Regions from separate parts of the Mus musculus genome. Here all the other regions are linked to region 2. The links are chromatin loops, found by intact Hi-C in ENCODE. Cell type or tissue: heart. All regions are shown on one strand. Each heading gives the region's core, and the rest is flanking DNA. Links, peaks and the distances in the headings are about the cores only.

Region 1 (10,259 bases), core at 724-8,723, 98 kb after region 2:
GTGACATCTCTAAATGCCTTCTCTTCTCACCCATCACAGGAAGGATATTTAACAAACCCAAGAAGCCTCTGGGAAGATTACCCGCATGTGTACCTCTCGTGAGTATTTGTGTGACTCATTAAAGCCAGTGATGAGCAAGCTGTGAGTTGAGCCTGTAGAGCATGGGGTGGCAGGCAGTCTGTCTGTTTGAGAATCTCCACGTGAGGCATTATCTGCATTAACTCCACAGAGGTACCTATTCTGCACGGGACAGATACAAACACAACTCTAGATTTGTGTTTTATTGGAGACCCTTTAAATTCATAGCACATCTTCCCCTCCATACTCATGTTCCTACTTGTGATGCTGCCAAGACCAGGCCTGTCTCCCTCCAGAGGCCACACTGTATTTCTTAGGCCTCCCAGAGCAGCAATAGCAAAGGGTGTGAAGCTGAACAACTTAGAGCCTTTCTGTGGTTGTATTCAGTGGTCCTTCTCTGGGTTAACATGATGTGCTTGGTCGCTACTGCTTCCTCTAATGGACATGCTGTGACCCCTTAAGTGGTCTTATACATGATGCCTGCCGTGGGCGTGGTGATCCCTGCATCCACCCCTCCCTTCCTCCCTCCCTTGCTTCTGGTCCTGCTGTTCACCCACAGTCTTGGCTTAGCCCTTTCCTTATGCTCTTGGCAAGTCCCCTGGGGATGTTCTTGGTCACACCAAACCCCTCATCTCCAGCTTCCAGGTGAAGTTTTTCTACTTGGGACAGCTGGCATACTGGTTGCACTCACTACCTGAACTCTACTTCCAGAAGGTGCGGAAGGTGAGTCTTCCCTTTCCCCACCCCCTTTAGAGGCCTCTCTTTCCTGCAGGCCTCCTGTTTTTCCCAGTGACTTCTCCCTTCCCTTTCTCCGGAAGCATGATGTGTTGGCTGATGACAGGGAACCACACAGACACCCACGAGAGTGTTGTCAGGGTCTTGACTCCTCCACGAGATGTGTGCCCACTGGCAAAATCTAATCTAATCCAGATATTTGATCAAGGCCGTCTCGCCATCCCCCATCCATTTTTATAATTTTCCTCAGAGTAATGCAGAAAGCCCTCTTCCCAGTTCCTGTGTCTTCATTCCCAACCCAGAGTTGCCTTCTGGCACCAGTCTTGAATCTGCTGCCTCGGCCTTCTTGTTACTAGCCCGTGTGTGTGGTTCTGGTGTGACATGGAACCGTGGGAGTATGGAGACCTGACCCTTCCTTGTTAACCTCTCATGTTCTCTCAGTTCTAATCATATTCATTTGGAGTCTGAGCAAGCTCACTGTCTGCCCATCTCTTTTCCAGGAAGAAGTCCCACGCCAGCTGCAATACATTTGTCTGTACCTTCTTCACATCACTGGGGCATACCTCTTAAAGTGAGTGAGTGTGGAGGGAGCCAGCCCCATTTCCTCGCCCTTTCATGCCTCGGTGCCTACCCACAGGGTCACTCAGTTAGCAGGCATTTAGTGCATACTGGCTTTTAGAGGAGTACCTTGCTACCTTGGGAATACAGGCAGTAGTGGAGGACTCTCCTATCTCCAATTATTCATTCTCCAACTGGTAGGAAAGACAGTCTATAAGAAAGATGGGTGTGATGCAGTATGGACCGATAGCCAAGAGAACCCAGAGGGTTAGCCACCTGTTCTCGAGGCAGAGGCGAGGAAGGCTTCTAGTAAAGTGGTCCTTTGAACTGTGACTTTCCAGTCAGAAACTTGGCTCTTGCCACATGGTATCCAATGCGGCTGGAGCAGTACGGGCCCTACAGTTAATTTCAGTTTGTCTTATAATGAAATAGAGAGCGGGTAGCCATATGGTTGCTCTGGAAGTGTGAAGCGTTACTACATTAGGCCTCAAGTGCCTCTTTTACAGACAGTATTTTGATGAATGAACTGTGCTTGGTAACTGGGCTTTTTATGAACTTTTCATGCTCTGAGTAGGGCCCAAACTCTGTGTATGCTAGCCTTTGAGAGCTTCGCTGTAATGCCCAGATGTCTTGGGGAGCCCTGTTTCTGAGGAGCTCATAACAGGCTTCCTGTGAGACCGACCAACGTGGGTGAATAGTGTGTGTGGCGGAGCCCATCAGCTCTCACGTTCTGGCTTTCTGTCTCGAGGTGAAGGGTCATGGCAGCTGTCTCAGCCGTGCTCTGATGTGGGATGCTCACAACTCACATGCAGAAGGGTTATGGTGACAGCATCACCCAGCAGTGAGTGTTGAGCACCACACACGGGGAGAACTTCCTGCTTCCTCAGATAGTGCAAAGTCAAATAGCAGGAAATCTTCATATATGTACCCCCAAAGCCCAGCAACCTTGTTCTAGCCCCCCCACACACTTCTATGTATGATTCCAGTAGCATGAGCATAGAAAGGGCCAGATATCATGACGTATATGGATCAGGTTCATTGTAGGGACAAGCAGGTGAAATGGATCAAAGTCTGGGGAGTCAGTACAAGAAAACTACTGGAAGGTGCAGCAGCCGAACTGTGAGGAAGGATAAAGCACTGTCCCGCAAGAAGTGGATGGCAGAACAGAGAGCAGCCTGAGCTACCTCAGACCAATGGCTTCTGCTCTGGGGTGTCGGGCAGGGAGAGTAAGGCTTGTCTTTCCCTCCAGCCTGAGCCGCCTGGGGCTGATCTTGCTACTACTGCAGTACTCCACCGAGGCCCTCTTTCACATGGCTCGGCTCTTCCACTTTGCAGACGAGAATAACGAGAGGCTGTAAGTAGGGTTGCTGGATGCTGGCCTGTCCAGAGACTGATGGGGTGGGACCTGGGTATCTCATGCAATCTGACTGTTTGAGGGGTCCCACCCTACATTTGTGTCTGTTCAGGAACTTCTGAAACTCTCACCTTCCTGGGTCCTGTTTGATGCTCTTTCCCACTCTGGGTTGCTTCTGGAAATGGGGTGAAGGTTCCTTGAATGACTCCCAAAGCTGACATCCCTTTTCTACCCCTGAGAGCAGGTTTAACGCCTGGGCTGCTGTGTTTGGGGTCACGCGTCTCTTCATCCTCACCCTCGCTGTGCTGACCATTGGCTTTGGATTGGCTCGGGTGGAAAACCAAGTGTTTGACCCCGAGAAAGGGAACTTTAACACCTTGCCTTGTAGGTGAGTTGGCAGAAGTCTGGGGTGGTGAATAGAGGGGCTCTCTGAGCACTGCCAGGTACCTCCTGAACATGGCGTGTCTTCATAGAAGGTCGGGGTACAACCTCCCACACAGTGACGTTTAGGGGCAAGTATGTTAACATCCGTCTCCTGCCTCTGTCCTACATTCTTCAGTCCACAGCTTTCACGTGCTCTTGTGAGGAACCCAGTCCAGATGCAATGTGGGGCCCCTCACATTTTGCTCAGCAATCATGGTGCAGAGGACATTTTTCATCCCAGCGGGGTTGATCATGACACTCTCAGGAAGCTCAAGATAGAAGCTTCATCTTTTATTTCAAGCTGTGTGGTCCATGAAGCTATAGGCATTAGAGTGTGTGTGATCTTGATATAGGAGAAGAAAATTATTTCTGCACTCTCATATGCTAGCTCTTTCGAATGTTAGCAATATTCATCTAGATTGTTATGGGCCAGGCATGTGGGAGAGAGGACAGTGGTGGATCTGTAGGATTAGTTTGATTGTGGTGACCATCATCACCTTAGGGCCTTCACCTCACATTGCTCGTGTACCAGAGAAGAGACAGACTGAAGAGCACACCCTTGCTGGTGTCGGGAGCTGTGGGGAGGGTGGGCCACAGGAGCTACAGAGACCTCCTTCTGCAGTCTGTAGACCTGAACTTTGCCCATAGATCCATTTCTACCCTCCGCAGGCTTGGCATGCTGCTGCTGGTGTGTGTCGCCCAGGCCTGGCTCATGTGGCGCTTCATCCACTCCCAGTTGCGGCACTGGCGGGAGTATTGGAAGGAGCAGAGTGCCAAGCGTAGAGTCTCTGCTGTCCCCAGGCCCCCAGCCAAGCTCCTCAAGAGAGAACCTGGTGAGTGACACCCTGTGGCAAATGAGCGAGTGGCTGGGGACTGCAGATTGGTGAAGGAGAGCTGGCACTTAAGTGCTCCACAAACCAGTCCTGCTGGCGTCCCCTCCTTGTAGACATTTTTCTCCCAGCCTGGAACACGGTAACCAGCATGTAATTGGCCATGAGCCAGAGACCCAGTGTGAGCAGGCTGGCTCTAACAGGGCCTGGCTTAGGGCAGCACTGGGTGGGGGTAGCTTCTGGCATGTAGCTAAGTTCTCCTGCTGTTGCTGCTGTTGTCACCCGTGTCCCGTGCTACAAAGTGGCCGTGTGTGTCCTTACCTGCTCTTGTGCTCTCCGTCTTGGCCCAACCCTGCCTCCGAGGCTTCCCATCTCTCTTCAGGACTGACTGACTCACAGTGACAGTGTTAGGGAGGAGCCATGGAGATGGGGCACACACATCTCCTTTAACTCCTGAGCATCCTCAAGTGATCCCCTATGCTCACAGGTCCTCAGACATTGTAGCTCAAGTCTACTACCCAGCCTTGCTTGGGGCCTGGCCTGTCTGCATGCCTGTTTTCTGACTCACCTGCATTTTCCCATGCAGCTGCCTGCCTGGAAAGAGCCTGTGTGTGTGTGTTTGTTTGTTAGCAGTCATTTGGATGTGAGGAAGACTTGGAATGGGTTAGGAGGAGGGGTTTCAGTGATGCCACAACTCATTAAATTTGTGGAGGTATTTTTCTCTCCTTTTTTATTCTTGTTGTGTTTGGTTGAGACAGGATTTCTCTGTGTAGCCCTGGCTGGCCTGGAAATTGCTCCATGGACCAGGCTTGCCTCAAACTCAGAGATCCCCCTGCCTCTGCCTCCCGAATGCTGGGATTAAAAGCTTTGACCACCACCCAGCTTGGTCAAAGGAATGTCAGGCCTTGCCCCTGCAGTATCTTGTTCCCCATTTCTTCTCCTTGTTACCATTCTTGTTGCTGAGACCTGTCAGAGCTCTGTGGAGCTGAGGGATTGAGAACACTGGGAGAACTAAGAGATTAACGCCGGCATTGCTCAGATCTCAGTGTAGGCTGCTGCCCTTTCCTCAGTTTCTGTGAATCACGGTAGGTGCCCTCCACTAAAAGATAGTCAAAGGCTAAACATGTAAAGCAAAGCCACTTATCAAAGACACTAGGACAGGCAGCAATCTGCCCTGGACTGTCTCTGGGCTTCCATTGGCTACAGCCTGCTTCCTGGTCGGATGGTCTGCCTGCCACAAAGCCATGTCCCCATAACACCCGACCCTCCATGTCTCCATTTTCCTGCCTCAGTGTCAGCTGAAACCCTGTGTGTGTCTCTTCTCTACATTCCCCCAGGTTACCATGAAAACGGAGTGGTGAAGGCAGAGAACGGGACCTCCTCACGGACTAAGAAACTCAAGTCTCCCTAGCGCCACTGTGCTGAGAACAGGGATCCTCTGGATGAGGAAGCCCTGGCCCCAGCTCAGTCTCTCCACCCTCCTGCCCATGCTCGTCTCCACCAGCAGAAGCCTTGGCATCAAAGGGGGAGTTCCTCTCTACCTTCTAGTCTTTCTCTTCTTTCATAAACCATTCTCAATAAAGCCAAAAATCTTATACTCTTGCTCCCCTGAGCCGCCAGATGGCCTCACCTCTGTCCTATCTTGAGTTTTCTCAGAGGCCTGCATTCTCCTGATTGTCTTCCTGCTCCTTCCCTCCTCCTCCTCCTCCTCCTCCTCCTTCTCTCTCTCTCCCTCCCTCCCTCCATCCGTCCCTCCCCCTGTCCTCCTCCCCTCTCCCTCTCCCCCCTCTCCTCCCTCTTCCCCTCTCTTTCTCTCTCCCCCTTCCCCCTTTTCTCACCTTCCTCCCCTCTCTCTTTCTCTCTCTCTCATGGCTGCTTCTCATCCTCCTTTCTTCCTAACTTTAATGTGCAATTTCTCTGATTTGTACAACCGGGGGGAGCTAAGATGGCAGCCCTGCCCTTGGGTCTCAGGGCTTGCCAATCTGGAAGCCTCTGGCCAAGGAGCCTCCCCTAGAGCTGGTGGCAGATCCTCGGTGGCCCTTGTGGACAGATTGGATTACAATATTCTTGGTGCTGACCGACAGACAGTCAAGATGTAGGATTCTGGTTCTACGCATCCTTCGCTTTGGGGACATAGTGACTTAATCCAGAAAGACAGTGTTAATTAACTATTGAGTCCCAGGACTCCAGAGAGCTTCCAGTGTGTCATTTGAATTGGAAAGCAGCCTGCCTTCACTCTCTGAGGGGACATGCTAAGGAGGATGTGCCTTCCCACTTGTCCCACAAGAGCAAAGCACATCAAACATCTGCCTCTTCTAGAAAGGTGGCTCGACAAACAGAAGAGTCGATCTGGACCATTCTCCACCCACCAGCATCTGAAACCAAACCAAAAGGCAGTTACAAACCCGCCCAAGACACGCTGTTCCCAAGTCCAGAGATGGCCTGCCCCAGCCGGCCAAACTTGCAACCTCAACTTCATCTCTCTGCAGAAACAGGAAGCCCCAAGGACTCCATCGCCCGCCATGTGTTCCTTTGGCCACCTTCCCTCTGGCCTCACCTGAGTGTTCTTTTAAAGTTGTTAATGTTGTTTGTTGAGCACACCCAGAGCCTGACACCAGGATGCCTCAGGGTTACTCTTCTGGTTGCATGAGCTGACACAGCCATGTCCACAGGAGTCTGTGACCCCCTTCCCTTCGGTGTTCTTTCCTCTCTCTTCTACCTGAAGACGGGGTCATCAGGTCCTTATGGTACCTTGTGAGGACTTTTAGAATGGATTTAGGCTTTAAAGGGTCCCCAAACTCTGAGCTAGAGTATAGGGGAGCAGTTCTTGGTAACACAAGACATTAATGTTACCTAATATTCTGCCTGGCCTTCCTTTGACACCATATCTGAGACCAGAGCTTGAGTGTTTACCCATAAAGAGGGAGCTGGGTCTTCAGCAAGAGCTCCCTTCCAAGCCACTGACGATGGATGTAAAATCTAGTTTACCCACAACTGAGGAATTTGGTTCCAAACACCAACGTGGCATTCTTTTTCTCTGTGTCCAGCTTACACATAGACATGCTGGATGTGTTGAGCATACAGAATAGAGATGAGATCCCCTTGGCTTCTTGTGTGTGAGCTTAGGAAACAAGACAGAATTTTGAAAACTCATTCCTCTATTCTCTCCCTCTTCTTTCCTGGCCCTTCTCTGGGCATCCCCAAAGAATTGATCTGGCACCTTTCAGCCAGTGTAGCCCACCTATCCGGGTAGGGATTTTAATTGAGTTTATGCTTTGAAATGCCTTCTGTTGCTGTGTGGAAGCTCAGCCGGTGGCTCCCAAGCTCACCTTACCCCATCAGTCTAGGTGACCTCCTGGACCATCTCCAAGCTAAGAGCCTGCCTCCCTAAGTTGCTGGCAGGCCCTTGCCAGCTCACTGCAGGAACTTCGTCTCTAGGCTGAACTACTTAGTTACTCCTTAAGTAAATACTTGTGACAAGCATGAGACATGTGAAGGTCTTGGAGGAACAGGGGTATAAAGAGCAGCTGTCTTGGATCCAGGGGTCCTGTCCCTCTGGAGGGGTTTGTTATTCCCGGTACACTTAGATGCCTGAGATGATATGGATTCATTCCTTAGAAGTCTTGCAAGCGTCCTCTGTTGCTGGTTTGTTGGGATTGATCTAGGCTCTTCTAGAACATAAGGTCAGTAGTAGGAGTTTGGGGTGTTCATTTCCAGAAAAGCCTGAGACCAAGGGCAGCAGCTCGCCAGCCTTGACTTCTGGGCTGTTAGCAGGCTTGGGAGAACTATGGGGTGCTTTCTCACCCACCCAGCCTCTCTGGCATTGATGTTATAGGAAAGCCAAGACTTTGTGAAGTTGGCACAAACCTTGTTGCCAGAATTACAGAAACTAAGTTCCACACCATCCTTCAAACATGCAGGCTAGCATGTAATCTGGGTGCTCTGGCCCCATTCTTTGTTTTTATGCAGGCTCTCCTGTCCCCAAAGTACCACACCCTTAGTGAAGGACCTGCCATACTCCGCCAAGTTTGAGATGTTCAGTACCATCTACCAGGACCAGAAGATTCTAATCACTACCTCAGCAGCCACTGCCTGTCTCTCAACATCCCTGGAATTCCAGTAGGTGCCAGTGGCAGGACTGGTGGACCGAGAACCCCCTGTTGCTAGTTGCCCTCCCCAGAGGTGTGGTGACTCAGGGGACAGTTACTTCTACAAGCTCCTCAGGCTTGGGTGCCTACACTATGAATTAGCTCCTTGTCTTCCTCCTATGGTCAGAGGTGGTCCTGGGGAAGAAGAAGCAGGCTAAAGCCAGGGAAGGAGGCTTTCTGCTATTCTGGTCAGTCCTAGCCCTGTGTCCCTAACTGGTTCACAGCAGCGGCAGCAGCAGCAGCATGTGGCTAGCCTAAGGGTGAACTTTAGTCACTTCTATTTAGATGACTATGCTCTGGCTACTCACACAGTACTTTTGAAGAGTGCCTGGGACTGTAAGAGCCCCTGAAGGTTTATTCCCCTGTTTAGTCCCCTCCGGCATTTTTTTTTTAAAGTAGGAACAGAAAGAGTGCATTTTCCAAAAGTCTACAAAGCTCACTTAGATTCCACACATCCTCAAAGAAACTTGCTGACTTCTTGCAGCGAGGGAAGGCCTTCATTTGCATTTGTCTTTAATGGCTTTCAGCCTTCCTGGTTGGGTTTGCTGAAGTCTGGAGTGGGAGGAGGTATAGGGTCCGGGCTTAGGGAACTTTCTCTGCTTGAGGGCCTCTGTGTCTACAGCACATTCTTCTCTCTGGCTCTGTTCTGGTGCGGCATGGACCGACAGGCAGTGAGTCAGAACAGTGAGCTGCTCTTCCACCTCCCTCGGCGTCCTGAGTGCAGCCTCTTCCCTCAGAACAGGATGCTAGGGAGAACATCAATGCCAGGCTTTTGAAAACATCCGTAGAACCCTTCTCCAGCCCGTGGTGAGCGTGAGGAGGATGCTGGCACCGACTTCTCGCCCTTTCCCTGCCTTTTAATACAAGTGTTAGCTCCATTACATCTGCTTTCAAAGCTTTGCAGATGAGAAGAAAAGTCACGCCGAGTGGCCTCTGTGAAACTTTTGTTCTTGTCCTAAGCAGGTCCTTGTCCTGTCACTCTAAAAAGTGCCTTATATTGCCTTGTGGCCTTCACTGGTACTGTATGGCCTGGCCCCCCAACTGCCAAGGCTCTAGGGCTGACTGGCATACAAAGCCAATGACAGCATACCTCAGTACAGCTCCAGGGGAAAGGGACATGGGTTGACAGTATGTGTCATTTGTTATGACCCTCTTCTCCCTCACACATAGCGTGAGACCTTGCTTGTTCTCTTTTTTTTTTTTTTTTTTTTTTCTAGTCTCCCATTGTCTGTACCTTCTGGCTGTGGAAGCTTGTGAGGTAACCCAGCTGCAGACACCCATGCCTCCTGTCTAATAAGGGAAGCTTGGGGGTTGGGAAAAAGGTCACCTCTGTGTACCTCTGGCCCTGTGTGGCGAGCCCTGCTCTTCCAGTTTCCTCATTCCCACCCCAGGTTAGAAACAGCACCCTCTTCCTATCTGTTTTAGTTCCATGTAGCCCAGAGTCTGTATGAGGAATGTGTTTACTTGTGCTCCCTTGTTCCAAGTCTTAGCTCATTGGTAACCTGTTTGGCAGTGCCTGTGATCTGGTAGCTGCAAAGCTCCTGGATTCCTGTCAGGGTTATCTTGTGTTCCTAGTACCACACCAATCCCCTCCCTGACCCTAGCCTGCTTGCCTGCCTGTTCCCGCCTGCCATTCCGGGTTGTGCAATAACCCTCCCAGCCGGTGGTCTTGTCCCTTACTGCATCCATCCTGCAATATCTGGAGAGAGGGGACCCACAGGAGAGGTCGTCATCATCCCTTACAGAAGTGTCAGTCCCTTCCTATTGCTGTCATTCGCACGGCCCTGCGTGGGTTTCTGTGGCAATCTTACAGAATGTGTTGTGACGTCTTCGAGATCTTTACGTTGTTTTAAAAAATAAAATAAATGTGTTGAAGAAAACAAAAACAAAAGCATCCTCAGACCGGGACATTGTCAGTGTCTGGGGATAAGATCAGTCTGGAGTCGCTGACATCACTATCATCACCAAAGGCATTCCAGGGTTTCTTGTTCCTGTGCAAACAATGGGCCATGTTTCCAAGAATCAGCCACAGTGGTGAGCCCTGTCCGCCCCGCTACTGCTCGCCCACCCCCATGATGGGGCCTGGCTGTGGTGGTGAGTGCTGCATTCTTTGGGGTACAGATTCATGTGTGA
Region 2 (10,259 bases), core at 803-8,802:
TATACTGACAAAAAGAATGTAAAACCTGGGGCTAGAGATATTGCTCAGCAGGTAAGAGCATTTAACTGCAAGAGGAGGACTGGAGTTCAGTTCCCAGCATCCAGATTAGTGACTCACAACCACACATAACTGCAATGCCAGAGTTTCAAAGCTGTCCTCTGGCTAGCCTGGACACTTAGCTGTACATGCACACACACACACACACACACACACACACACACACACACACATGAATAAAAAATGTTTATATTAAAAACATTTGTTGGGTATAATGGCATATGAATATGATCCCAGCACTTGGGAAACGGAGGTAAGAGAACAAAATGTCACCCACAACTACATGCTAGGCTACCCTGGGCTACATGAGGTCTTTTCTCAAAGAACCTCAAAAGCTATTCTTAGACAGGTATGGGAGCACCTATCTATAATCCCACTGTCTTAGCTAGGGTTTTACTGATGTGAACAGAAACTATGACCATGACAACTCTTATAAAGTAAAACATTTAATTGGGGCTGGCTTACAGGCTCAGAGGTTCAGTCCATTATCATCAAGGTGGCGGCATTAGCAGCATACAAGCAGGCATGGTGCAGGCAGAACTGAGACTTCTACATCTTCATCTGAAGGCTGCTAGTGGAAGAGTGACTTCTAGGCAGCTAAGATGAGGGTCTTAAGCCCACACCCACAGTGGCACACCTACTCCAACAAGGCCACACCCACTCCAGCAAGGCCACACCTTCTAATAGTGCCACTCCATGGACCCAGCATATACAAACCATCATGCCCACTATTCACAAAGGCAAAGACTGAGTATTGCTGACTGTAAGACCATCATGGGCTATGTAGCAAGTCTAAGGCCAGTTTGGTCTCTCAATCAATCAAATCAAATCAATCAGTCAATCAATCAATCAAACAAACAAACAAACAGATAGGCATCAACCCTATTCTCAACAAACTTCAACTTTGCTTCATACATTTTTTAAAATTAAAGACAAAAGTTGGTAACTCTGGGTGAGATGGTGAGAGAAGATGCCAGGGTACAGTAGCCAAGAAGGGGGCCTGTTGGAGCTAAGGGAACACCTGTGACGTCCTCAGCGTCACAGGCACCTTAGCCCTGAAGTGGATCTAGCCTTTGGAGACACACGTCTGTCGTGCTTTGGCCTGGAGCAGAGCCAGACTAACACTCTAGGTCATCATCAGTTATTTAGTCCTCTTTTGTTCATAAAAGGAAGCCGTGAGAATCCTGGACCCCTGGAGCAAAGCGCTAGAGGGAATAAGAGTCCAGCAGGATGCAGGTAGGGAACACGAGGAACAAATGCTGCTGGTATTTACCTTGGTGGGCCAGAGTGTGGAAGGGTAGGGGTTGACAGGAACTGAAAGAACTCAGCAGACAGCCTGGCCAAGGTTGAGACACAAGGGGTGTGTGTTTCATTCCCCCACAGTGGGTGAAGGGAACCATGGAAGGCACTCTCCTTGAGTCCTGGTGCCTCAAATATTGGATATCAAGTGCTTGAATCTATTCGTAGATGCTTCAATTAAACAGAATTTTGCCACTTTCAGAGTTGCCCATTTCCCAACCCTCCTTCTCTTTTGCTGTTTTAATCACCTCAAACCATATCTCTTCGGTTTTCTTTTAGTATGCCTAACAAGGAAGTGTGAGTTTCTATTTTGCCAAACCTCCTGAAAAATCTTACTGCTTCCTGTAGAAATGGTGATGTCCCAACACGGCTCTGTGCTGTATGCTTAGACTATTGTGGGAGGAAAAAATTAAAAAAGAATATCACAAAACTCATCTAAAAATTGAAGCTAGGCATGGTCACATATGCCTGTAATCTCAGCAGTCAGAAGGCTGAAGCAGGAGGATTGCAAGTCTGGGGCCAGCCTGGGCTAAATAATGAGATGCTGTTTTAGAAAAAAAATTATAGCCACGCCTTGAAACCCAGGTAACTCACTCTCAAAGCCTGTTTCCTAGGCTACGAGGGATGTATTCTTTATCCTTCTGCCTAGGGGAAAAGTCCCTAGACCATGGGCAGAGAGTGCCACATGCACATGCACAAAGTTACACACACACACACACACACACACACACACACACACACACACACACACACACCAGCCAAGAAGCAACACCCCCTCCACAGCCAGCTGAGCAGCGTCATCTGTAAGCTCTCCTAGAAAAAAAAGTTATCAAGTACTTACTGTATACAAAATCATAAAATCTGATAAAAGAGGAGTTTGTTTACCCAAAGGCACGGTGCCCAGGCACTTCCAAAGATTGATGATGTCTTATTTCTAGGAAGTCCCACGCAGTGGGAAACTGAGTCATGAACTTCTCATTTCCATGACTGTCATTACCTTGTCCAGGCTTCCTCTCCCATCTATAAAACGCACAAAACCGTGGAGCATTGACTTGGGTCATCTACTCATCGATCTGTAAACGTGCATCAAGATGTCAGATAACTACTTGTGCAAATTGGTTATGCTCCCAGACAAAGAAACCAAAATAAATCAGGCCTCTGGCCAGCAAGCAGTCAGCGTGACCCAAAGGCAGAGACTGCGTGCCCCTCACTGGCCTTCTCTACCGCCCTTTAGTGCCAAACAGACTTAGTACCCTTTGCCAGCATCCTCTTAGCACCAGGTGCCTATGTCTACAGTCCTAACCCTTAGGTTTTATAAACTCCATCTGGGTCAGCTAGCCCCAGGGAAAAGAAAGGGTGAACATCAACAGCACAGGATGTTTCAAGTGTACACTTTAAGAGAAATAAGAAACAGTATAGGTTAATCTGCATAAAAATTTAAAAATATGAAATAACACAAAGGGATAGTACAATTGCTTTTTTAGCCCTGCTTTAAACTATTCTCAAGCACGCCTGTCTATCAAAACTATTTTTAAGACTGTATTTTGAAGGAAAAAAAGAGTAGTGCTTATTTGATAAAATTGCCTTGGGAGGGGGACGTGGAGGCAATATCAGTGAGAGTTCTTTGGTTTTGTTGTTTTACACTTATTTATTTATTTGGGGTGTGACTGTGTGTGTGTGTCGCCAGGGTTCCCACAGAGAAATCAGAGAACAACTTTCAGGAGCCAGTTATCTCCTTCCACCATGTGGGTTAGAGGAATAAAATTTAGGTGGTCAGACTTGGCTCACAAAAATTCCTTTCCCCCGTGCAGTTATCTTACCAGCCCTCAATGAGAAAGTTCTTTGTGGGACATCCCTTCCTTGTTGCTTGAGATCATGTAAGCCATTTCCAGGAAATGCAGGTTCCAGCTTTTGGGGTTTTTCCTGACTCGTAGGTCAGAAAGCTATAAGGAAGGTGTGTGGTTTATAGGAAGAGAAGAGGTTTACGTTCCAGCGCAGTCCTCGTGAGAGTTGGAACGACCCCAGGTCCTACCCAGACCCTCTCATCACAAGGTCCCAGAGGCTTCCTGTGCAGCTAAGCGTGAAAGAAGCCAGGCGCTTGGAGCCCCTTCCTGTGCCGCTGCCCGCCCCAAGGCAGCACTGCTATGCAAGATTTGTACACAGCTTTCACACCTCCTAGCAATACAAATCCCAAGTGTGTGGGAGTAAACACCTCCTGCTCAAGTCACAGCCCTGAGTTCTGTCTGGGAAAGCTCTGAACGAATGACCTTCTAAGTCTCCTGAGGGCCGAGGGGCCTCCAAAGGGAGCCAAGGTTAAAAAAACAAAACAAAACAGAAAAACCTTTCTGCATCCATCATCAAAGTCCGTTTGAGAGTCAGAGCTGTTGTGTTTGCTGACCTTTAAGTCACAGTAAATCATTTACCTATGGAGGACAGCAGGAAGACTCGCAACCATAGCTCTTTAAAGTCAGCTGGGAAGATCCACTTAGCTCCCTCTATCCCAGGCCCTACCTTATCTTTTCCTTCTGGGCCAGATGGTGTTTTTAGCCTTTGCTCTTCCACCAGAGGGCGCCAGCAGGCACTTGGGTTGGCCACCAATTCCAATTAGGCTCAGGACCTTGAGTCTATGCCTGATGATAGAGGAAAAATAGAAACGACAGAAGCCAAAACAGTCGTGTCTGTCTGAGCTGCCAGCCACAACCATGTGTGATCATGGGAGCTTGTCAGAGTCAGAATGGCCCAGGCAATCAATGCCTGCTAAAGGGCTGTGTCCCTCAGACCTATGCTGTGATCTTAAAGCAGGCAGCCACCCAAGGCCCTAACAGGAGCAGCACTTGAGGCTCATTTGGGAAGTGCCAACCTTCTCACCTTGAGTTTTTCCTCCTGAAAAATCACCAGTCATCACAAACCTGTGTGATCAGACACTCCGTCCCTCTGAGTTTTGGCATCTACTACTTCTGTTTCTTCAGCTCCATCACAATCTCGCTGGCCCCAGCCCTAGCCTTGGCTTTGGCTACCAAGTATTCCCCTGGCATCTACCTCTCCTGGGCCTGGCTTCTTAAGGTCCTTCCATGGGAGCATATGGTCACCTGTGGGGGTCTAGTGCCTGATGCAGAAGGAGAGATGAGGGATAACGAGGACTACTTTTTGACCCTGAGGAGCTCACAAATGTCACCCAGTTTGTCCTGGCAGCTCAGCTCGACACTGTTTATAAAGTAGCCACTATCTTGATAGCCTTTTTTTTTTTTTTTTTTTTTTTTTTTTTAATTTTAGAGGCCACTGAAAATAAATGGTTGAAACCTTGGGCTCTGAGGCTGTAAAGATTTCACTCAGGTTCTGGCTGCCTCTTACTAGCAGAACGGCCCACTTTGCCTTCTATATTGTTTTAAGGTGTGTATGTGTGTATGCATATGTGTATATATGTATGTATGTGTCTATGTGTGTGTGCATGTGTGTGTTCATACATGTATATGTGTGTATGTGTGTGTATGTATTTGTGGGTAAGTGTGCATATGGGTATGCAAGTGTGTGCATGTGTGTGTGTTTTCAGGATGTGCATATGTGGACACCCATACCACAGCATGTGTGTGGAGATCAGAAGACAACTTTACGGAATAGATTTCCTCCTTTCACCTTTACTTGGGCTCCAGGGATTGAATAGATATTGCTGGCCCTGCCTTCTGATTAGGTCTTGGTATTCACCTCCCTAAAATGGGCATAACAGAGTGTGTAGAGATAGCTCAGCAGTTAAGAGTGTTCACTGTTCTTCCAGGATACCAAAGTATGTTGAGGGACGCACAGTGATCTGTAACTCCAGCTCAGGATCTAACACCCTGACAACTATATGCGTATACATACACATAGACAAACATACAAACCTCGGACTTAATCACCAGTTCTGGGAAGGAAAAAAAAATGTGTATTGTGTGTGTGTGTGTGTGTGTGTGTGTACTTAGCCAGATTTTTTTTTTCAAAAACAAACAAGCAACAAAACCTAATAATGATGAGGATAATTAGGTTTTTTTAAACTACTTCATGCACTATTATGAGGATTGAGTGAGATATTGTATGTGGACTTAGCATAGGGCCAGCCCTATTTCCTGTGGGTATCAACACGCAGCAGTAGAGTCTTCTTAATTAATGCATGACAGTGACAGCAAGCAATGAGAGACGACGCAGACAGAGGGTCTGGATTGCAGTTGTAGATGTAATGTGACATCATTGTGTATACCTCAACTTCTCCATCTATAAAATGCCCACGGCACTGACTGCCTTTTGTACCTGTGTGACTAGTATTTATCAAACGTTAACCTTGCTGCAGGCCGCCATTGGTACTAGTGCATTGTGACTATGCCCTACATCCTAGTTTCACATATTAGGAAACTAAGACACACAAGTTGAGGGCCACGCAGCCAGTCACAGAGGGAAGTGACATTTCATGCCCACACGGGGCAGTCTGGCCCAGAGCCTGCCTTCTTACTTCTGATACCATGAAGTCTCACATAAGGCAATAATTCCAACTGTGCCTGGGAGCAGGGATCACTGTGTACACACTACAGATTATGAGTTCATACCCAGCCGCTCAGTGTTTGGGTTTCAGCTGGGATCCTCAAGCAAACAAGGCGTGGAGTTGGACTGTTCTAGACGGCCCGGAGGCATTTGTCTCAGCACTAGTACTTCTGAGTTTTGTGGCTAAAATGTGTGATGGATTTTTTAATCCCTGGTACCATTCGGGGTGATCTCGTTTGGAAACAGAACCTTTGCAAATGTAATGGAGTTAAAAATGGAGTCACTGGAGTGAGATACCATTGGTGTCCTTCTTAAAAGGAAAAAAAATTGGATATTCAGTCATGTTCTGAGTGAAGTTTCTGTGGAGACCCAGGCAGAGCCATGCTCTAGAGGTACAGGGTGCAAAGCCAGCAAGCATCTAAAGCTACAGAAACTACGATCCAGTCATAGAAAAGATGTTTCTCAGCACCCCCTCCCCCTCCGAGCCAGCAGAGTCTTGCAGACACATCTTGACCTTAGACTAGTAGTCCCCACAACTACCTGTGACATACACCTTTAAAGCCACCCAACTGGGCATGGCAGCCTAGGGCAGCAGGCATTTAGCTTATATGTGTTATACTGTGGTGTACGCACGTGTTCATGTGTGTATATGCACATGTACATGAGGGTACACTATTTTGTTCTAACTATTGGAGTCAGGGCCACTCAAATTCAGTGTCACTTACAAATTAGGCTAGAGTGGATGACCAATGAGCTTTAGGAATCAAGTAATCGCTGTGCCTCACCAATTGCAGACTACATTCTAGGTTGGCACACAGGCATTCACTTTTCCTGTAAATGCCAGCCAGTTTCACAAGACTCTATTCTGGTTGTCACCGGCCTGCCTGCCTGTCTTCCCTATTTCCTGCCTTCCTTCCTTCATGTGAACAGTTGCAGAATGACCCAGATAATCAATATTCAGAATGCCTATATCAACGTAAGCAGTGACCAGACAGAGAATGAGGACATCCACCGCACCCTCTGAACCCGCCAGCCCCTTCCAAGCACTGGCCAGCAAAGGAGCTTCTCTCCTGACCTCTAATGTCTCAGATTGGGTTTATCTGGTTTTGAGTTGGCATAAATGGGATTGTCCAGTACTCGTGTGTGTCTGGATTTTTGGCTTCAAGTTATGCTTGCAAGCGTTGCCTGTGTTTTGCATAGCAAGCCACTTATTTTCAGTGTAGTAGAGCATTCTACACTTCCAGACTGTGGAACACAATTACATGCATGGGAAGAATGAGAGAGGGGAGGGAGAGAGAGAGAGAGAAAGAGAGGGAGAGAGACAGACAGACAGACAGACAGAAACTAAGTTACTAACACAGAGAGAGAATTCTTTCAATTTTAGATAGAATGTAATATAATGATCTGTTAAGAGTCACTTTCCCAAATCAGTACCCCATCATCTCCTCCCACACCCAGTCCCTTTCCTTAGTTCATCCAGTCCTAGCAATGTCTCACTAGCCTGACCCTGCCTGAGCAGATAGGAAAGGAACTGTGCTCCAAGGTTCCTTAACCTGTCTCATACTCAAAATAATCCAGAGCCTGGACCATCCCTAGTGGGCAGTACAGTCCGTGTCTTCAGTAGCATCACAGACACCTTCATCCACAGCCAGAGAGGCTGCCTGTCTTACTCTACAGAGCGGAGTTGGCTCAGCGCCTCTGACCCTGATCTGAGTCTACCTCAGGCCTGAGTTCGCAGAAGGGGTCTGCGGCTCCCCCTTTGAAACTTCTGCAAAGAAACCCTCGCATGGTTTTCTCAGCCTCAGCCCGTCATCTGCGACTACGGCTTGGCTGCGTCGAGGCTCTGCCCTCCTCCTCTTCTTTGCCAGACTATAAATCATTTCAATTTCTTCATACTCATCAACTTTTCTGGGGGTCTCCCTTTTGCTGGGAACAATGATCTAATCCCAAGATGCAATTTTAGAGGAACCCTGGGGCAAATCAAAGGGCATGCTAGTCCTGAGCCTCGGTCCATATATGGTACAGTCTTTGAGCCAACAGTAGAATAGACTATAACGCAACACAGCTGATTCACCAGCTGTCCCTCTGGCTCCCTAAGCAGCGCTGGCCCACTCCGGTTTCCATTGAGGTCAGCACGGCATCCATAATAAAAGGTTAAGATAGCTAAAGAGCACCAGGGCATCGTGCTTTTGGATCTCCGCATTTTACTAGTCATTTCTTTCGAGGATCCCAATTCCTAGGAGGCTACGCCTTCTGCAATGTAATAGAATAATAATCGGTTATCTTGTGGGCGTGGCTGGGAGCTGAGAGGGAGGAGAGGAGAGGAGACTCAGCAGAAATGCTTGCTCAAGCCCAGTTACAGCTGAGCTCAGTTCAGAACTGGAAGCAATCGAAGAGCTCCACCCTGACCCTAGGCAGAGGTCAGTATTCACAGCCCAAAACTAGGCCATTATCTATTTTGTTCAGTCTCCACCCTCAAGTGCATCTTATTCATCCGGTTTTTTTGTAAAGTATGAAGATCAAGCCGAGCAGCGCTCAGACAGTAGAAACAACTCGAGCCCGGGTTGCCAGTTGTGGGAAAGCTCACCAGAAGATAACCACATTCTTTGTATTACCAGCCTCCCCACCATGCCATGCCTATTAAAAAGCAAAACATTATATAAGATTCTACTAGTGGCTGGGTCAAACCAGTTTATCAATCTTGTTATCTTTTCAGAAACATTGAAAACAGATTGTTAAACATAATTATTAAAAGATTGAATTACATATCATTATAATGGGATAAATGAGATTTAAAACAGCTATGGCTGATGAAATGGCTGTGTAGGAAAGATATTTGCTCTCACCTAGACCTGTGTAGTGAAAAGACAGAACCCTCTCCCAATCGTTGTCCTTTGACCATCTCCTGTGTGCTAAGGATGCACACACTCTTACGCGCAAATACATTGGATTCACATTTTTAATAATTTAAACAGAAAGACTGGATAGCTCAGCTGTTAAGAGCGTGTGATACCCAATCATGAGGATCAGAGTTCAGATCCCAGCACCCACATGACAAGCCAGAGCAGATGAACTGAAAATGAGTGTACAGACCCCAGTGATCTCTTTCCTCTTCACTCTGGGGCCCATGGGCATGGGTGTGCATGGGCACACACCCACACTCACATTAACACTCACATACACAAATAAGTAAATAAAATTAATTAGCTGTAAAAAGTACCCACGCTCATCACGTGTGTCTCATCGGAGGGTGCTCACTGCATCGGATCTGTGTGCTGGAAATCCTGCACTCTGCTGTGCTGTTTCTCGGATTTGCCTGACTCCGTGCACTGTCCTGCCCATTCTAGTAAGCTTGAAATTGGGAAGAAGGGGACCACTTCTTGTATAAGACCTGAATATGTGAACCAGGGTTTCTTTCTCCCTGCATGGACAATCATACTGCTGTCAGGAGGAGATAACAAAGATTCGTGCCTTGGATACTTACAGGGCAAGAAGAAAAACAAGTCTTTCGAGCCTTGGCTGGGCACAGTTTCCTGAAAAAAGGCTACAGATGAGGATAAAGGGACAGAGGAGAGGTAAGGGAAACTTGCTTAGGCGCCCTCCTACCGCAGGTGCTTAGGCACCCTCCTATCGCAGGTGCTAACCTCATCACCAGAAATAGTAACCTCTCAGTTTGTAACTGCTTGCAAATGAGGAATGGTGGTATCTCCCGATTGTGCACAATCACCCAAAGCTAACTTCTCACACTCAACAACCAGGCCATGACTCCATGGCACCCAGATCCCAGCTGTTATACAGTAATGAAGTTATACATTAATACAGTTATGCAGCTATCCAGTCATCTGGAGCCTGCCTCCTAAGAATCTATGTTGCCAAACTCAAGAAAAACACCTCAAGCCACAAATTTTACTTCATACTAATGGAATGAGATGCCTACTTGTCTTTCCAGATATGGACGCTACTACACCAGTGTCCTGCAAGATAGAACCAAGAAACTTTCTTCCCAACTGTTATAAAAAAGAACAGAACAGAACAAAACCAAAACAAACTAATCCTTCCGTTCTCTATCAGCCAGGTTCCTCTCTGGAAACCCATTCACTGTCTCCTTCCAGTGTATCTCAATAAGTTCTCTCTGTTTTCCCATGTTCTGGTTAATTCTTTTACTGCCTATTCATTACCAGCCTTACTTATGGGTTTCACAGACATTTACCGCCTCTCAAGACTTCCCCGTAATCCAGAGGTGAAGGCAGGAGAATCAGATTAGCCTCTGCTAGACTGTAAGTTCAAGATTAGTCTGAGCTATACGGGGAGCAAGAAGGGGAATGGCAGTGGTAAAGCCTTCAATGAAGACTCAGTGTGAAGATCTGAGGCTGCAGACAGAGCTAGTTTCCTTT
Region 3 (10,259 bases), core at 1,011-9,010, 62 kb before region 2:
GCGCAGGGCTGGGGGAGGGCATAGTGGACTTTGGCGATAGCATTTGAAATGTAAATGAAGAAAATATCTAATAAAAAATTGTTTATAAAAAATAAAGCACCGCTCAAGGAGAAGCCTTTTGCTGAGCCTAATATTTCAAAAACGAGCGGGCACGGCACATGAGTATATCTCCCAGATAAATCACCAAGAGCACTGAACGACACGTTTATATGTAAGAGGGGTGTTTGTACAACACAGCAAGCCTCGTATGCAAATAAAGGCCCCCAGCCATAGCTTCTGCTGGGTCACAAACGGGAGGTGCTTCCGCTCTGGCTTCGGTGAAAATGGTTGCTACAATGTTAGTGCAGTCTCCTCAAGGCATTTGGAGAGAGTTCAAAATGAGAGTAATGAGATAAAGGCACCGTGCTTTTGGGTAAGGCAGCCAGGGCAGCAAGAGACATCTAGGACTTTGCTTATTCCCAGGAGCACGAACAAGAGAAGGTGTGCCTCCAGCAAGAACCTGAAGGAGTTATTGTTAACACGTATTACTGATTTTTACCAGTGCATTAATGATACTTAACATCTGCCCAGTGCCCTGGGAGAAAAGGGGAGTGTCCCGATCTGATCCTGTGTCCTAGCCTAAGGCAGGGGAGGGGACTTCTGGCTTCAAACAGGTACAACTATGTATGAATGTGAAAACTAGGCACAGCCTTTAACCGCTCTAACTTAGCATGTGCATTTTCACATGCCTCAGCATAATAGCTTTAACTATTATGATCCCTTGAGGTCCCTGGACATGAAGACATTTCCCAGCTACATCTGCAAGATTCTGAGACATTGGAATTCATGAGCTCACTCTGCAACCTTCACCAAGATTCCAGCACTAGAAGGCCATTGGGTAGGGAGGGACAGCAAAGTCCCTTTTATTTCTGCACCTTAGCAAGACAGCCTAGGGCAGGGAAGTCAGCACTGTGGGAATGAATATATATAACACCTGCTGTCCTGAGCCTCAACTGTGGCTAAAGAGAGAAACAGTGGAGGGGGCAGAAAGAGCGACACGCAAGCTCAGTACCTCATTCCGGAAGCAATCTCAACGCAGCCGCACCCCCGCGGTGCGATTCACCCTTTCTATCCCGGGACAGGGGCCAGGCCAGGCCCACAGCGCGCATGTGCGGTCACTTTATCGAGCCCTTCCCAGGAACTTACTGCTCACCCGCCTAGAGAGCTGCTCCTAAATCCAGGCTGGATTTTGCTGCCCCCTCCCGGGCTGGCTGACACTTGCAGCATGTGCAGTATCAAAAGTCAAGAGTCCAAGTTGATCTGGTTTCAAAGCTCCAGAGCCCTTACAGCTCATTATCTAGGCAGATCATGATCTGCTTTTATAAAACTCGGTGAAACCAGGATAGCCAAGCTTAGATGTCCGGGAGGAATGACACAGAGCTCCAGCGTTGGAAAGCATTTGGAGTCTTCCAAGTCCAGGAGAATCAGTCTCCCCCCGCCACCCCTCCCTCCCAAATAAGAGCCTTAAAATGACTTGAAAGTGTGCCTTGCGGTAATCTCACGCCACTCCAGTCTTGCCTGAAAAGAGGGTTTACTCTCTGCCCTCTGTTATACAGCAGTAGTTCTGGTATTGAGGAAGTCCAGTTATCCAAGATTCTGTGGAGTGTGGAATAAACGAACCTCCCCTCAACAGAGGAAGGAACCTAATATGTACATTAAATCTTGTGACACTCCTTTGCTGAACCTATTCTCTCTCTGTCTCTCTGTCTCTGTCTCTGTCTCTGTCTCTGTGTGTGTCTCTCTCTCTCCTGCTCCTCAGGAATTAATCAAACCCTGGAAAGGTTGCAGGAACACTGGCAGCAAGACATAGGGATATGGAGGCATTTGTATCCTGAACTTCAAGTTCTCCTGGCCCTCCTCCTTACCTCCTGCTTGTTTACCCTCACCCCAGCCTTCTCTCTCTCCTCAGACTCACAGAACTTCTTCCCTACTCAAAATCAAATGTAGAGCTTTCTTCTAATTCCTCACTGTCTCATCATTAGGATCTGAATACATAGCTTTCACTCTGGGAAAGTAATTTTCCTTCTAAGAGAATCTGTCTCAGGCTAGCTGGCTCCAAGATCTTTTTTGCCTTGCCACTAAAAACTTAGACCATGGAAACAAGTACAGTATGTTTCAATTGGACTCATGCTGTCTAAACCACTTTAAGAACCCTCTGTATGCTATGGGGATTGCACACATGCAAATATAGGGAGAGGACCTCCCTGAGGCTCAACTTTCAACCTCCCAGTTGAAATAGCCAGTAAACCTATTTTACAAACAGATAACCAGGGGCAAACTAAGGTGGTTCATGACCACCACGCTGGCACTACAGAAAATAGTTGCAGGAATGCTACACGCAGAAGAGAAAGACTGTTTTCATCACATGAGCATAGGCGAGAATGAATTAATGGGAAGAGTGAGCGGGTGAGGAGAATCCATGTGAGCCCTGTTGTGCCGTATATGGTACACTAGCAGAGCTCTAACACAGGAAAGGAAAGGAAAGGAAAGGAAAGGAAAGGAAAGGAAAGGAAAGGAAAGGAAAGGAAAGGAAAGGAAAGGGGAAAGGGAAAGGGAAAGGGAAAGGGAAAGGGAAAGGGAAAGGGAAAGGGAAAGGGAAAGGGAAAAAAGGGAAAGGGAAAGGGAAAAAAGGGAAAGGGAAAAAGGAAGAAACAATCTGACCAATAAAATTATACCTCTCCAGAATAATCATAAATGTAATGACTTTGGCTCACCAAAGACATGCAGGCTGGTTAACTGGATTTACGACACTTGATCCAAATGTCTTTTGTCTCCAAAAAGCACACCTCAGGCATAAAGACACCTGCCAATCTGTCAAGTGAATGGAAGCCAAAATCAAGTGGGCATGGCTGCTCTGATGTCCAATAAGTATACTTCAAGTCAAAGTTAGAAGAGATAAAGAGATATTACATTATTAATAAGAGGATCAAACTTATTGAGAAGATATTACAAGCATAAATATATATCCACCAAACATTGCAGCCCTAATTTCATCAGCAAATATTAAAGACCACAAGAAGTCACATATGTCCTGATAAAATAATAGTGAATGACTTTAATACCCTACCCTCATCTTTATTTAACATTCAGTGTAGTAGAACAGTATCCTCTGAATTGAAACAAACTCAGGACATTCTAAAGCAATGGTTCTCAACCTATTGGATTGAGACCCCCCTTGCGGTCAAATGAGCCTTTCACAGAGGTCATAAGTCAGATATCCTTCATGTCAGATAGTTATATTATGATTCAAACAGTAGCAAAACTATAGTTATGAAGTAGCAATTAAAATAAGTGTATGGTTGGGAGTCACCACAGCATGACGAACTGTATAAAAGGGCTGCAAAATTCAGAAGGTTGAGAACCAGGGAGGAAGGTTGTGAACCAGTGCTCTAAAGAGAGGCTCAAGACCACTCGGTAAGGAACTCACAATCCTCTGGAAATCAGTGAAACTTAGCACATTCATGAAGATTCCTCCCTCCTCAAGGTTATATAAATCACAAGAGTCTCCTCTGAAAAGAGAACAGTCTCCAGCAGGTTGAGTTGCCTGCAAGTCACAGAGAGCTCCCCCAAAATGGGCCTTTTATGAACAGTGACATGGGGGTGATACAGCTGCCTCTAAGGCATTCCTATTCCCGTAAGTGACACCCCCCCCCAAACTCACTGGCTTACCAAGTTAAACTTTGGTAGAATCCATTCTTTGGTCTGTAATCAGAGCCCTATGTGGGATGAGAAGAACTTCCTTCACATGTCTCAGGAAGTGGACACAATGGTATCTTCCTGTGCCGCTAATACTAACATACCTATCTCAGACTCTACATCAATGCCTTTTTAAGACTCATTGTGTGAAGTAGTAAACGTAGTGTCCAATCAGGCATACAGACAGGTACTAAGTGCCAACTGCCCTCTTCCTGGACACTGAAGCCCACATACCCTGCAGGAACAAGTGTCTGAACTCTACTTACCCCAATGAACACTTGACCACATCTGTGGCTCAGACAACCCAATCTTGGTCCTTCTCCACACTGCTTTTCTCTTTCTAGAACTTTCCACTGAATCCTCCCGGTCTGGTAGTGCTGGCTTCACTTCTGACAGCCGAGTCAGGGATCACTCCAACTTAAGGTGATTTAAAGTTTTTGTTCTTTCTGTCAGTATTTCAGAGCTCAGTCTATTACTGAGTGAAGTCGTGACAGAAACCTAGAGACAGGAGCTGATGCAGAAGCCATGGAGGGATGCTGCTTGCTGGTTTGCTCTCCATGGCTTGCTCAGCCTGCTTTCTTAGAGCACCCAGGACAACCAGCCCAGGGATGGCCTCACAAATCAATCACAACTTAAGAAAATGCCCTACAGCCTTGCCTACAGCCCAATCTTATGGAAGCATCTTCTCAATGGAGAGTTCCTCTTCCCAAACAACCCAAGCTTGTGGCAAGCTGACATCAAACTAGCAAGCAAGTTCACAAAGTATTTACCTCTGAATGATATTCATAAATCTCCCCAGCTCTCTCGCTGACCAGTTCAGCTCATTTCTTTCCAGAGGGCAAGGAAGGAGCCCAGCCACAGCGGGGCGCGCTGGAGGCTAATCCGGAAACCCTCTTACAGAAACCGGCTCCCTCTGCTCCCTTTCTTTGCCTGGGAACCCCAGAAGTCGCTCAGAGCCTGGGGATTGAGAAGGACCAAATACCCAGCTGAAAGGTAGGAGGAGCTACTGGAGGGAGGGTTAGAGTGGCCTAGACGGCTTTGAGGAACAGCCCTCTTGACCCTCCAGGTCTGTCCATCCGCCCTTTCAACCAGACGGCTCCAGAATCGTGCCAAATCCAATCAGGTAATCCTGCAGCTCTGAGATGCCTCTGGTCCTCTCGGTTCCTGCTGCTGATCGCATGTTGGACCTCCACTCTCTAGCCTCAGTCCCGGAAGGCGGGTAGCCTAGACTTTTCATGCGGATTCCTGGTGGGTCAGTATTGGGGGCTGCTTACTGTCATGTGTTCCTGACATATAGCTGATCCAGGTGGTTCTCCTCCACCCACAAAGCCACTCAACCACCCCTCCGAGCATTCTAAGGTGCCATCTCCAGCCAAGGACAGCTTGGTTCTGGGTTCCTGAGCACTTTATGTTGAATTTAATAGACACAGAGGACATGAACCCTGGTAGTCCAAAGCCCTCTGGCAAATCAAGCACAACACCTCGCCTCAAGGGCCTGCTCTAAATTTGCTGGGGGGCCACTTGTCTCAGGACACTGTCATTTGTCACACCATACTCCTCGTTGGGTTTTACCAAACTGAAAAAGAGACAAGGGTAGGACAAAATTTTAAGTAACCAAAACAAACATCTGAAAATCAAGGGAAACAAAAAGACACGAAAAATGCCCAATAAAGAAAAAAAAAAGCAAAATTTGCAAAGGAAAAACAAAACAAAGAGATAAAAGACAAACTGGAGAGAACAGGTCAAATGATATAAATCTAATGTCAGTTTTAGTATATTTGCATGGAATTTTTACTTGGACCTCCAGAATCAAACATGTTCTCTCGTTCAATGGTATTTTCCACAAAGAGACAGCAGGGGGCGCTAGAGGTCAACGCTTCATTGAGCATGGTGCTGCCTTAGCCTTTCTGAGGTCTTCCTGGAAGTCTGTGCAAAAAAATGGGCGTGATTTCTTCACTACATCCTGTTTAAAGACTACAACTTTCCTGAAATGTTGTTACAGGATATAAGATGGAACTTTTAAGTAGAGCAGTGGAGAATGACCGGAACAAGGTCTGCCTGACCTGTCCTCATCCAGCCATTTTGACTCAAAGTGGACTTCTGCCAAGGCTGTGGGACCTTTGATGCTAACAGTGGGGATAAAGATTTTCTCAGGATGGAGACCATTCCAATAAGGCAGCAATAATGGGATGGGAACAGCTGATGATAATGAGCATCTTTTGCGTGCTGGCCACCACTTTAAGTATTTTATAGATATCCGCTGTCACCTTCACAGCCATCCACTGAGGTAGGTACCCCAACATCCCCATAGTATGGAGGAAGGAACAAGCGACTTGCCTTAGATCATACAAAGCAGCATCAGATGCTTAGGAAGAGCAGCACATGCTGACTCGTGTTCATTCTGAGTTTGTCATGTGTAGCTCTACACTTTCTTATAAAGGAAAACACTGAGTGACTGTTGTAGGAAATACATAGTAGAAAACAAGCATTAGGAAATATACAGTATTTGCTATTGTTATTAATACAGTTATATGTATCTTCTGGGAGTTTAATATCTAGCTAAGGAGTTTAGCATAATTAATAATACAAGAGAGGCACCAAATGGATGAGTTAATCAGTCAGTCAATCAAACCAAGAAATAATAGCTGCCCATCAGCATTGTAGTGAAGGAAAAGATGTGCAGAGAGTGTCAGACCCAGGTCATAGCTCGCTCAGTGTAGCGACTGCTTAAAATCTTATAGGAGAAGCCTCTGTGGCATTAACAGCAAGCGATTTCTGACTCTAAGTGGCTGAGATAACTGTTACATTCTGAATGTTTCATTGCATGGATTAGACACATTAGATAATTTCCACGTGACAGGGGGCATCAAATCCACCCAGCTTGAACACACTAATAATAACCTCTGAGTTACCAATAATGTGTTGGTGCAGCATTAGGGAACGAAATCAAAACACTTTGGATTGTTATCATCTAGATTTTATTTCTGCACTTCAGGCCCCCTGTATCTTCATTCCTCTTGTCTGTGTGTTGATTGAGTTTGAATCCGTGCCTGCCTGAAGGCTGTCTTGTGAGGCTGTCCTGGTGTCTGTCCATCTGTGTGAATGTGTCTGTCTGGGACTGTGTGAATGTGTCTGTCTGGGACTGTGTGAATGTGTGCCAATCTGAGAGCTCCTGTTCCTAACAAAGTGTTTTACTATGTATGCGTTGAACGTCACAGAAAGCATCACATGGTGAAGGAAGGAGGGAACTCTTCAACAGAGTTTACACAGGATTAAGTCACTGACGCCAGCTGATCCCAACAGGCCCAGATAACAGATACCGTTGTTCATCAAGCAATAGCTGTGTGTCGTGTACAATATCTATGATTGATATAAGATTGCTTTCACCCTCTATCTTTGCTGCTTTGTGCAAATGATTATCAGAATACGCATGCATTGCTTAGGTCTGGCATGGAACAACACATAAACCAAGCTTACAGCTATACATTGTAGCTTAGGTTGCAAACAGTGATTACACTGGGAATCTAAGGCAGGTAATATTGATTGTTACATTGTTCTCTTAAGGAAGGTTAAACAAGGTAGGGCAGCAGGACAGCAGCCTGAAGTCTTAAGTAACCTCACAGTGCATTACTAACTTCCTGGAGTCCAGTAAAAGTCTCAGTCTTTTAAAATGTAAAACTATTTTATCATAATGAATTGCCACATTTAATCATCGTATGCCTGTGGATGTTTGACTAAACATATCCTCTTCGAAAAAATTCACTAAAATAAAGCAGTAGCTTGATGTCTACATTTTGGTCAAACTACTTGCTGATTTGGGGGGTCCATTTATTTCATGGGTATTTTTCTGTTAGCTCTGGAATAGGATGCAGACCTGGACAGGATGCCAACTCACAGACTCTGGAGGAAGGGGCATGGCTAGGCATATCATGTTAATTGAAACTTGAAGTCTGAGAGGGAGCCAACAGACAATGAACCAGTTGGACCATATATTGGAGCCCCATACTGGGTACATGGAATAAATAGGTTGAGCAAGGGTGCTGGTGGGGGAAGGGCTCTGTGACTTGTGGAAACAAAGTGAGAGTACTGGGTGCTGCAGACCTGGGAAATAGAAGCGCAGTGGATTGATTCAGCAAGAAGCTGAATTCATTATGTAATAAGTGACCTTGGCTAAGCATGGTTTCCTGCCCCTGCGTCATCTATTCAAGTCACCTGGACTTTTGCAGTCTCCAGATGTGGCTGAGTGGAAATTTGACATCATGAGGCATAAGATAATTTTTGTGTGCAACTTGCTTTTCATTGGTTGTCCTTGACGGAACCCAATGCTGTATGTATCTATGCATATACAAGTCCAGAAGAGCATCTATCTTAAATGGCCTGTCACTCTTTGTTCTGTTTAACAGTAAAAGAAGGAGCTGGTAAGATGGCTTAGGAGGTAAAGATGTTTATGCAAAACCTAATAACGTGCATTTTGTCCCAGAACCCATATAAGGGTGAAATCAAGAATGGACTCCACAAGGGTGCCATCTGATCTCCATATGTACACCATGACATGAACGCACACACACCCACCATCACACACACTAGTCATAATAAGCAAAATTAACTTTAAAAGTTAGAGAATGTCCTTCTCCTTGGCCAGTGGCTTACGTGCATTCTCCAGCACACAGGAATAACATAACTTCATCTCATCAGAAACAAGTTACTTGATAATAAAAGACAAACAGTAGAGACAACTCAAATGTCCTGTTCTGTTAAAGTCTCACAGAACCGCAATTATACTTGTGACTCTCGAAATATAAACAATCACACAGAACATCGGGTGGTGAAGGGGAAAACCTGATATTCAGGGTTAATTTATATTTCTTCCTCAACTTTTTGAGCAAAGTAATCCTTGCAATAAAATTGGCATCCTTGGGGGAGAGGATCTTACTGTGCCCGATAAAGCTGCCTGTCCCCTTATAGCGCTCCAGTAATCCACTGAATGCTGCTTTTAATCCGAAAGGAGCAATCTCAAGAGAAAGTTAGAAAGAAAAAAGAAAGAAAGAAAGAAAGAAAGAAACATTATCTAAAAACATCCACCTTTTGGTAATGTAATAGGAGTTACTATTAAGGTCCTGTCTGGTACTAGTTTAATGAGAGAAAATATCGCAGCCCATTTCCTCTCCTTTGCTTTTATGGTATGCTATAACATGCTGTTTGTCTTAGCGGGTTGAAGTAGAATCTCTAAGAAGTTGCTTGAAAAGAAAGGAAGTGGATGTTAAAGGCACTGAATTGCTAGCCAGGTGCCATTGTGAAGTGAACACAGCTGTGGTACCTAAAGGCCGACTCCAGCACACCTCGAAGAGATTATGTCAGTTCAGGCGAGGCTTAATAAAAAGTTAGAGGGGCTGGAGCGATGGTTCAGTGGCTAAGAGCATGTACTGCGTGTACTGCTCTTACAGAGGACCTAAAATGAGGTGGGTCCCCAGGGCCAACATCAGGAGGCTCACAACAGAGAGAGAGAGAGAGAGAGAGAGAGAGAGAGAGAGAGAGAGAGAGAGAGAGGGAGGGAGGGAGGGAGGGAGGGAGGGAGGGAGGGGAGGGAGGAAGGAAGGAAGGAAGGAAGGAAGGAAGGAAGGAAGGAAGGAAGGAAGGAAGGAAGGAAAGGCAGGAAGGAAAGGCAGGAAGGAAAGGCAGGAAGGAAGAAAGGAAGAAAATGACTACTCTAAAGTATGGAAAAGATTTTTACTATAGATCTAAGGGAGAAAGCAGACAGAGGGAAGAGTCCAGGCTGAATATGACCAGAAGACTAAACCTGACTGAGTAGAGAGATGGGAGAGAGAGCAAAAGAGGAACCGCAGAACAAGAGAGGCTGTATGGTCCAAGAGACAAGAGAGTGAGTTAGATAGGGATCTGGAGTGGATGAGAGGGGTTGGGAATCCCAAGTCCCTGGAAGGGTGTGGTTTAGGGTAGAGGGCAGAGTGAGAAGCCCTGGAAAGGAGCCACAGGTACTGAGTGAGACTTGTTCTACATTACTTTAAGACCTAAAACAACCTTGTGTGATTCCAGCTCCCAGGGATCTCTTCAGGACTCTGAAAGCACCTGAACTCATGAGCACATGAACCTGAAGATAGACAAGACATGTCCATGGCATCTCCCTCATATTAAATGGGGATGTGGTCAGATTATAATTGGATGCTTCTTTGTAGTTCCCTTTCACAAAAATGGTGCCACCGCTGCCTCCTCCTCCTCTTCCTCCCCCGTCTTTTTGTTCATCTTCTCAAAGATCTTCTTGGTTCTGTGCTACCTAATTTAATGATTCTCAACCGTCAAGGGAATCACTTTGTAAATTACTAGTGCCTGGCTCCCAATTCCAGATTGTATCATTTAATTGGCATGAAGAGCAACCCAGGCATGAGAGGCATTTTTCTAAATTAATCTTTCTGTATTGTGACATTTGTATATTCATATGTGGCTATAAAAAATAATACCAAGAGACTGTTTGTACACTTTATTCAAGGTCCTGTAGAATCGGGAGTGAG

Evidence for each region. Hi-C counts contacts between places; a loop is a spot of excess contacts. Peaks named below come from ENCODE experiments on the same cell type or tissue, not always from the same donor. Only the 100,000 strongest peaks of a DNase experiment are listed, where the experiment ranks them.
Region 1: it touches region 2 in a loop (2.0-fold over the local background); 8 of 42 quality-filtered maps call a loop at or near these places.
Region 3: a loop joins it to region 2, with 3 times the contacts of the local background. A loop is called at or near these places in 9 of 42 quality-filtered maps.

The regions. Positions count from the first base shown.
Region 1 is chr1:20,996,692-21,006,950 of GRCm38, reverse strand. It overlaps Tram2 (translocating chain-associating membrane protein 2), which reads left to right. Exons shown (of 11, transcript NM_177409.3): 5 at 40-98; 6 at 717-801; 7 at 1,314-1,384; 8 at 2,621-2,725; 9 at 2,970-3,113; 10 at 3,818-3,981; 11 at 5,316-5,554. The coding sequence ends at 5,389. Among named protein-coding and RNA genes, the nearest start is that of Gm51618, 43 kb to the right of the region's middle. In heart, for the core only: a CTCF peak has its summit at 3,993 (motif pointing left); a DNase peak (open chromatin) is centred at 3,930.
Region 2 is chr1:21,095,081-21,105,339 of GRCm38, reverse strand. No RefSeq gene overlaps it. Among named protein-coding and RNA genes, the nearest start is that of Tram2, 21 kb to the right of the region's middle. In heart, for the core only: a CTCF peak has its summit at 3,912 (motif pointing right); DNase peaks (open chromatin) are centred at 3,949 and 8,219; H3K27ac peaks cover 824 bases.
Region 3 is chr1:21,157,344-21,167,602 of GRCm38, reverse strand. It overlaps a transcript of Tmem14a not described here. Among named protein-coding and RNA genes, the nearest start is that of Gm32947, 31 kb to the left of the region's middle. In heart, for the core only: CTCF peaks have their summits at 1,050, 1,249 (motif pointing left) and 5,587 (motif pointing right); a DNase peak (open chromatin) is centred at 1,132; H3K4me3 peaks cover 541 bases; H3K27ac peaks cover 217 bases; H3K27me3 peaks cover 1,335 bases.